3 separate regions of the Homo sapiens genome follow, and all the other regions are linked to region 1. Evidence: chromatin contacts called from ENCODE Hi-C or POLR2A ChIA-PET data. All regions are on one chromosome and are shown on one strand. The core of a region is the stretch at or near the end of the contact, and the rest is flanking DNA. Distances in the headings are between cores, read along the strand shown. Region 1 overlaps BCAS3 (BCAS3 microtubule associated cell migration factor). Region 2 overlaps BCAS3 (BCAS3 microtubule associated cell migration factor). Region 3 overlaps BCAS3 (BCAS3 microtubule associated cell migration factor).

Evidence for each region. Hi-C counts contacts between places; a loop is a spot of excess contacts on that map. ChIA-PET counts read pairs that join two places held with the same protein, here RNA polymerase II (POLR2A). Pooled maps may share reads with other maps.
Region 2: a loop to region 1 is called in a map of Caco-2, with 2.9 times the contacts of the local background. The contact joins two enhancer-like sites. A Hi-C loop is called at or near these places in 2 of 168 maps with a recorded cell type or tissue (Caco-2 and DLD1) and 1 of 50 pooled maps. POLR2A ChIA-PET finds 5 or more read pairs at or near these places in 3 of 52 experiments (BJ, T-cell and naive thymus-derived CD4-positive, alpha-beta T cell).
Region 3: a loop to region 1 is called in a map of mesothelial cell of epicardium, with 24 times the contacts of the local background. The contact joins two enhancer-like sites. A Hi-C loop is called at or near these places in 1 of 168 maps with a recorded cell type or tissue (mesothelial cell of epicardium). POLR2A ChIA-PET finds 5 or more read pairs at or near these places in 3 of 52 experiments (HepG2, WTC11 and activated naive CD4-positive, alpha-beta T cell).

The regions. Positions count from the first base shown.
Region 1 is chr17:61,355,424-61,358,167 of GRCh38, forward strand. The region is part of intron 22 of BCAS3 (BCAS3 microtubule associated cell migration factor); the gene reads left to right. Among named protein-coding and RNA genes, the nearest start is that of TBX2-AS1, 43 kb to the right of the region's middle. RefSeq lists an enhancer at 1,285-1,579. Within about 2 kb of position 1,353, at least 4 of the 41 ENCODE cell types and tissues checked have a DNase peak (open chromatin) inside an H3K27ac peak, as active enhancers do.
Region 2 is chr17:61,234,570-61,237,313 of GRCh38, forward strand. All of the region lies in intron 22 of BCAS3 (BCAS3 microtubule associated cell migration factor), which reads left to right. Among named protein-coding and RNA genes, the nearest start is that of BCAS3-AS1, 100 kb to the left of the region's middle. Within about 2 kb of position 1,347, at least 6 of the 41 ENCODE cell types and tissues checked have a DNase peak (open chromatin) inside an H3K27ac peak, as active enhancers do.
Region 3 is chr17:61,284,880-61,287,623 of GRCh38, forward strand. The region is part of intron 22 of BCAS3 (BCAS3 microtubule associated cell migration factor); the gene reads left to right. Among named protein-coding and RNA genes, the nearest start is that of TBX2-AS1, 110 kb to the right of the region's middle. Within about 2 kb of position 1,364, at least 2 of the 41 ENCODE cell types and tissues checked have a DNase peak (open chromatin) inside an H3K27ac peak, as active enhancers do.

The DNA.
Region 1 (2,744 bases), core at 103-2,602:
GGAATGGAAAGACTGAGCTGAAAACCCCCTCGCTGGCACTCCAGCCATATTTTCAAAAAAAAAAATTCAGCATGGTAGTTTTAGTGGAGAAATGACAGGCTTTGGAGCCAAATGAACCTAGGATCCTAATCCTGACTGTACCCTTGACCTTGTCATCTTAAGCAACAATCTTACTTCTCTCTGCCACAGTTCCTTGAACTGTACAAATTGGAACAATAACATCCACCTCATAAGTTATTGGGATGATTTCAGTGCAATAGTGTGTATAAAGTAGCTATGCCTGATGCAAAGTGGACACCCGACAAATGTTAGTTATCTTACCTTTCCTGATACCTGACCACAGACTAATTATTTGGAATGAGGACTGTCCTAGAAAACCCAGTTTGTATGCTTGCTGTCTTGAGAGATTCAGTTCCTTGTTTTTCCATTGAAGGAATTGCTAGGTTTCCGAGGATAGTTTGTCTTGCAGTGTATTCTGAGCCCTGCCATAGGAATCCTATCACAGCTCTATGTGTATGTTTTCTATCCACCTGAAGAAGCAGGCCAGAGCAGCCTACAGGAAACATTTTCTTTTTCTTTTCTCTTTTTTGAGACTGAGTCTTACTCTGTGGCCCAGGCTGGAGTACAATGGCGCAATCTCGGCCCACTGCAACCTCCGCCTCCCGGGTTCAAGTGATTCTCCTGCCTCAGCCTCCCGAGTAGCTGGGATTACAGGCGCCTGCCATCATGCCCGGCTGATTTTTGTATTTTTGTAGAGACGGGGTTTCACCGTGTTGGCCAGGCTGGTCTCGAACTCCTGACCTCAGGTGATCCACACGCCTCGGCCTCCCAAAGTGCTGGGATTACAGGCGTGAGCCACCGCACCTGGCCAGGAAACATTGTCATTGCAGCCCAGCTACAAAATGATTCTTCTCTTCCTCCTTGGAGGGGGAGAAATCATGAGTGTGCCAAGTTTAAAACAGAAGAGTAAAGGGTCTCTGGCGTCCAGTCTGGGAATGCCAGCTTCAGCCTGACTTGGAAAGCTCTCTTGTTCCCTGAAGCACCTCCATGTTTGTTCTGAATGTGGAGCCAGTCGAGATTCTCCTTACTGGGACCTACACTGATGACTGATCTCTTGGGCTCACAGCCCTGCTCAATGACCTCATGATGTGTGAGGGCCTCAGCCATTTCTTGACAGTCATGAAAAGGTGTCTCCTAGGAAGCCGGGCCTGTTTATCCAGAGGTTAGTTGTAGGCAGGGGAGACAAAGAGGACAGGTAAAGGGACTTGATTTTAAAATCAACTCCTTCCAGAGTTGTTCTTCTAGCCCTTTCTGATCTGATGTATGAAATTTGTACAGAGGTGGAATCGTTTCTGCCATTTTTCACACACAAGTTGGTGCACATTCCTAATATGAATTAAAAATAAATATGCCATGTGTACACAGGGATGAGTCAACATTGCATGCAGCCAGCCATGGCCACTGGGAGAAGAGTCAGACATGGGCCATGGAGCTGCAGGCTCACCTGCCCCCGGCTGAGTCAGGACCGAGCACAGGACTTGACAGAGGAGGCATCGCAGCAAGGTCAGGTGCCTCCCGTGCTTCTTATGGGCCCACCTGGTCCCAGCATGAGTGCTTCTCCCAGGAGGCATTTTTTTGTCTCTCGACTTTTTCTTTCTTTCTTTTTTTTTTTTCTTAAAAAACTGATTACAGAAACTGTAGGCCAAGTGCAGTGGCTCATGCCTGTAATCCCAGCACTTCAGGAGGCCAAGGCAGGAGCATCACTGGAAGCCAACAGTTTGAGATCCAGCCTGGGCAACGAACAAGACTCCATATCTACAAAAAATAAATAAATAAATAAATAAATTAATTAATTAAATAAATAAATAAATAAAATAACAGGTGCCTATGGTTTCAGCTACTTGGGAGAGGAGGGAGGATTGCTTCAGCCCAAGAGTTCAAGGCTGCAGTAAGCTATGATTGCACCACTGCACTCCAGCCTGGGCGACAGAGTGAGATCCTCTCTCTAAAAAAAAAAAATTTTTATTTTTTTTTTTTTTGAAACAGAGTCTTGCTTTGTCGCCCAGGCTGGAGTGCAGTGGCGCGATCTCGGCTCACTGCAGCCTCTGCCTCCTGGGTTCAAGCAGTTCTCTGCCTCAGCCTCCTGAGTAGCTGGGGTTATAGGCGCCTGCCACCACACCCGGCTAATGTTTGTATTTTGAGTAGAGACGGGGCTTCACCATCTTAGCCAGGCTGGTCTTGAACTCCTGACCTCATTATCTACCCACCTCAGCCTCCCAAAGTACTGGGATTACAGGCATGAGCCACCATGCCCGGCCAAAAATTTTTTTAAAATAATAAATAATAATAAAAAATATAAAATACAAAAAAATAATTAGGAAACAGCTGGGCACAGTGGCTCAAGCCTGTAATCCCAGAACTTTGGGAGGCCGAGACGGGTGGATCACTTGAGGTCAAGAGTTCCAGACCCGCCTGGCCAACATGTTGAAACCTCATTCTACTAAAAATACAAAAATTAGCTGGGCATGGTGGCACATGCCTGTAATCCCAGCTCCTTGGGATGCTAAGGCACAAGAATCACTTGAGCCCGGGGGGCAGAGGTTACAGTGAGCTGAAAGCATGCCACTGCCCTACAGCCTGGGCAACAGAGTGAGACTCCATCTCAAAAAAAAAAAAAAATTGTGGGAAACATATAGAAAAATATAAAGTAACAGAAGAGTCCCCTATAGCCTGACTACCCAGAG
Region 2 (2,744 bases), core at 97-2,596, 120 kb before region 1:
CTTCCCTCTAGCAATTCAGGAGCTGCTAGAAGCAGATTAACACCTACAGTTCCAGACCAGCTTAGAGCTCACTTCATTTCCCACTGTGCAGCATTTCACCAACCCATGGACCTATAGCTAGTCATTCCTGCCTGTCCTGCGCCAGGGCCTTTTCCAGCCAGCAGTCTTCCCACTGACTGTTAGAACTATACCCTCTGGCTCAGGCTTTTTCCAGAAAAAAAAAAAAAAAAAAAAATCATAGTACTGCTTCGCATTTTCTCTCAACTTCACATTTCCTCACAAAGCACTAGGCTTTGTCCTAAGCACTTTATTTATTTACTTATTTATTTATTTATTGAGACGGAGTCTCGCTCTGTCACCCAGGGAGGAGTGCAGTGGCATGATCTCGGCTCACTGCAACTTCCACCTCCTGGGTTCAAGCAATTCTCCTTCCTCAGCCTCCCGAGTAGCTGGGACTATAGGCGCACGCCACCACTCCTGGCTAAGTTTTGTATTTTAGTAGAGACAGGGTTTCACCACATTGGCCGGGCTGGTCTCAAACTCCTGACCTAAGATGATCCGCCCACTTCGGTCTTCCAAAGTGCTGGGATTATAGGCGTGAACCACCACGCCTGGCTGTCTGCCCCCCGCCTGTCCTAAGCACTTTAAATGTGTCAACTCATTTGGTCTCTTTGAAAAGAGTGGCCAGGTGAAGGCTGAAGGACCGGATAAGTGTAGTTTCCAGAATCCTTCTTGGCTAGTTATAGTCTAAGACTTGCAGACAGGCAGCCTGGGAAGATCTCAAACAAGTAACCTTCAATGAAAATGTACAGTTTTGAGAATTTCGATATTTGACAGATGATTGAGCCACTCGAGTTGCTTATGCATGAATGTGCTTGTTTAGCAGGTAGAGTTATTATTCTCTTATGTTCAAATTTATTAACAAGGGCTTAATTTCATTCCAAACAGATTGTGAGGTGACTACGTAGTACAGAAGTACAGTGAAATATGAGATTCCTGAGCCTTTAGTGGATGCTGAGCTGGAGACCCCCGTTAGTGCTACCTCTTTCTAAACAGCGCCAGCCATGAAGCTTTTGACCTTTTCACCTTTAAACTTTGTTTGAACTTGGAAAGAAGACTTTTGAATTGTTTAAAAAAAAAAAAAAGGAGAAGAAGGAGAAAGAAAGACAAGGGAAAAAAATGGTTAGGGAGGCTGCAAAAGAGATGTGGAGACTGGGGGAAAAGGACTGATTATATGTTAGCTTAACAGTAATACTAGGAAAATAATCCTCCTCTTGTCTAGGAGTTTCTGCTACTGGGAGCCACAGGGTAATCAGCTCACATGACATACCCAGAGGCGAATGCTAGCCTGTGCTGTTTTTGAACATACTCAAACAAAGGCTGATTATCCAAACAAGAATTTGGACTGCAGCAGTCGGACCAGTTAAATTATAGTTAGTAAAACTTGGTGCCTTGTGAGCTTGGAATGTTACAATTGCAGCTGGATCTTCGTTTGTCAGGCAGCCTTACTGCACAATAAAACCAGAGATTTTTATCTCCGCAGGACTCAGTTTAACTCCTTGGGTGCAAACAGAAAAGTGCCAGCTATCATACGTCAGAATCCTGGCAACATCTGTCCCCACTCCTGTCAGAGTTCATGAGGCAGTGGCATTTTCGTGGTGTTCTGTAGGAAAGTGGGAGGACAGGGGCAAGTTGCTCTTCTTCTTAGATCTTATGTTGGAGATAATAATTTTTATTTATTCGTTACTTTAACAACATTTTTTGTTTTGAGATGGAGTCTCGCTCTGTCACCCAGGCTGGAGTGCAGCGGTGTGATCTCAGCTCACTGCAACCTCTGCCTCCCAGGTTCAACCAATTGTCCTGCCTCAGCCTCCTGAATAGCTGGGACTATAGGCACCCGCCACCATGCCTGGCTAATTTTTTTGTATTTTTAGTAGAGACGGGGTTTCACTGTGTTAGCCAGGGTGGTCTCGATCTCCTGACCTCGTGATCCACCCGCCTCGGCCTCCCAAAGTGCTGGGATTACAGGCGTGAGCCACCGCATCCGGCCACTGTAACCTTTATTAAGTGTTACTATGGACAAAGCCCTGTGTTAGTACTCTACTTATATACAAATGGCTATAAAAAGATGGTATAAAGTAGTCAATTGTAAATAGGTTTCAAAATGTTGTAAGTGGAGGGATGATGGAGAAGGTAAAAAAAAAAAAGGCTTTTTGGAGAAGGTATGATTTGAGCTGACTTTGTGGGAAAGTAGGATTGAATCTTTAAATGTGGCTCTAAAAGTGGTTTTATGCAGCAGGAACAACACAAAGGAAAAATTGGAGGCAGGAAAGTTGGATCCTGGATGTGAAGGGAGGTAATAAAAGAGAAGACTGAAAAAGTAGAATAGCCTCTGCATAGCGGACTTAGGATGCCAGGCCTGAGAGTGGACTTCCTTTGGTAAAGCAAGAGGAAGCCATTAAAAAGTTATCTTTTTTACATAGCTGTCAAATAATAATAAGTTAACATGTATTGAAAGGTTACCATACTGAGAGGTGAAGCCAGCTGGACTTCTGGGTAGAGTGGGGACTTGGAGAACTTTTCTGTCTTACAAGAGGATTGTAAAACACACCAATCAGCACTCTGCAGCTAGCAAGGGGATTGTAACATGTACCAATCAGCACTCTGTAGCTAGCAAAGGATTGTAAAATGCACCAATCAGCGCTCTGTAAAGCACACCAATCAGTGCTCTGTAAAATGCCCCA
Region 3 (2,744 bases), core at 114-2,613, 71 kb before region 1:
ATGCCACCTCAGAAGGGACAGCAGAAGCTTCCCCAGCACCTAGCTAGTGCCTGTTGTTGAATGAATGTATAAGTGAAGTTTTCAAGCAAGTGTCATCAAGGTTCTCTCCTGGTTCTCCTGTCTGTAGGCTTCTGAAAGCTTTGCTGCCCTAAATTCCTGTCCTTGGTCTCTGTTGGGACCATGCCTACTGACTGATGCTAACCTCGGGGTCTCTTCTGTCCCCTAGTGATTCAAACCAGCTATCCTGAAACTGCTTCCACCTGGGCAGACCAGGGACCACAGGAACCAGAGAAATGAAAAGTATCACTTGAGAACTAAATTGGGGTGTTTTGCTTTTCCCCTCCTCCTAGGTTGTGTGTGTGTGTGTGTGTGTGTGTGTTTCTTGCTAAAATGCAGCAAAGGAAGGGGAAACAAATACAACAGTGCACGGCAGAGTCCCTGCTAATAAATGTATATAAAAGAACTGAGTGCTGCTTCTCCAACATAACTTCCAGGTCTGAATACTTTGTTTTCTGCAGATTTTCAACAGGTGTCAGTTACACTTTACCTGGCCCTAAAGTGAAAAGCTCTACATGCTTGGTTTGGTTTATCCATAGGATCTAGACTAGACTAGACTAGAGGATTGACGCAGTGAAAATGTTTACTCCTCTAATTAAGCAGAATTAAGGTCTGGGCTCAAAACTGTCTTGAGCTGTGCTAGGCATAATTGAGATGCATGGACTTTGTGTAAATAATGTACTTCTAATTGGCTTTGATTAAGTGCAAATTAGAATCACACTTCACTCCAGTGTGATTTACATTCCTAAGCCCTTTTACTAACTGAAGTACTGTGGGTGGCCGATAAGGCTTGTTTATCCAGGAGACAAGAGACTAGGAGCTAGGAGCTGCGGATCTGCAGTTTCCCAAAGGTAAAGGAGCCTGCAGCTGAGCCTCGAGTTTCTCATGTCTTCCCTCCCATCTCCAGTCCCTACTTTAGGCGAATCAGCTTTAGTCCTCTAAATTCTAAAGCTCTACCAATTTTTTTTTAGTTTCAAGACTTAGCTTACACACACACTCAAGTTACGTGAATACATGAATATTGCAGTTTGTCTTGTGAAACCTCAGACCTAAAACCAGCCCCAGGCTTTGACTGTCAATATCATGACACCTTTTTACTCATGGACCAGAAACATTTCATAAAGGAAACAACTGGTGGGAAGTTTTTTCCAGAGAGTTCCCAGTGTGTGAGTGTGAGTCAACAGACTGCTACAAAGTAGCTTAAACTCTGCACACATCTTCCTCTGGGATTTCTTTGCAGCTTTCAAAGGGTAGATCTTTGCAACCATCCCTTGGGGAGCCTGCAGGGCGGGGTGCGGAGGGTCTGCGGGGGTGGGGCGCTGCCGAATATGAGACATTTCCTCTTGCTTCTGAGTTCTCTGAATCTGCATTTGAAAGTTATCGTGAGCAGATGAAGCAGAGGTTGCTGGGTTTATACTGATGTCTGCGCCCACTCCTGTGCTGGTGAAGTCTGGCGTGTGGAGAGGCCTCTGGTTATTGGGAGGCTGGTAAATGGCCAGCAGGATAGAAATCCGACGTGGTGTTTATGACCCTGGAGGCCATCGATAACTGGACCTAGAAGGGTTTCTCCAGATTTTCTCACGTTAGCATGCTGCTGCTTGGTGCACGACCAAAAAGTAACATGTCAGAATAGGGATTTTCACACCAGCAGAGAGTGCTAACAGTGTGCCAGGATCTGTGGGCACGCTGTTAGCAGGGCTAAGTTAAATACTCGCTTTACACCGTTGTGAAGGCAGCTCCCAGGGCAGCCAGAGGAGCATGTCACCTTCAGAGTAGGTTGGACTGTAAATATGTTTGGTCTCTAAACTCTGCCACGGGCTTACCAGAGTGAGAAGTTAGCATATTGAGGCAAATTACACTACAGAGATCCTGGCCAGGGTGAGGAAAGACAGAGAATGCTTTCTAGGACCTTTATACTGCATTCATTCATTTATTCATTCACTGAAACTTTATGGGCCACCTACTGAGCCAGACACCAGAGATGCAACTAGAAAGATGCCATGGTCTTTACACCTAAAGAGCTCTATGGAGGCCAGGCGTGGTGGCTCGCGCCTGTAATCCCAGCACTTTGGGAGGCTGAGGTGGGTGGATCACAAGGTCAGGAGATCGAGACCATCCTGGCTAACACGGTGAAACCCCGTCTCTACTAAAAATACAAAAAATTAGCCGGGCGTGGTGGCGGGCACCTGTAGTCTTAGCTACTGGGGAGGCTGAGGCAGGAGAATGGCGTGAACCCGGGAGGCAGAGCTTGCAGTGAGCCGAGATCGCACCACTTCACTCCAGCCTGGGCAACAGAGCCAGACTCTTAAAAAAAAAAAAAACTCTATGGAGTTGGGGAACAGATCTCTATAGAGATAAATGAGAACCAAATGTGGTAGATGCTGCAGCAGAGAGGAGGAAGCCTGCGGTAGGGGCTGTCTTGGGGAAAATTGTCTGCCATACTGCATTTGTTCAGAGCAACGTGGAGTCAGCTTGAGGGCCACATGCTGTTCCAAGAAAGTGTACTTTGCAGGGCGTGGTGGCTCACACCTCTAATCCCAGCACTATGGGAGGCTAAGACAGGAGGATTACTTGAGCCCAGGAGTTCAAGACCAGCCTAAGCAACATAGTGAGACCTCGTCTCTATGAAAAATCAAAAAATTAGCCAGGCATGGTGATGGGCACCTACAGTCCCAGCTACTACTGAG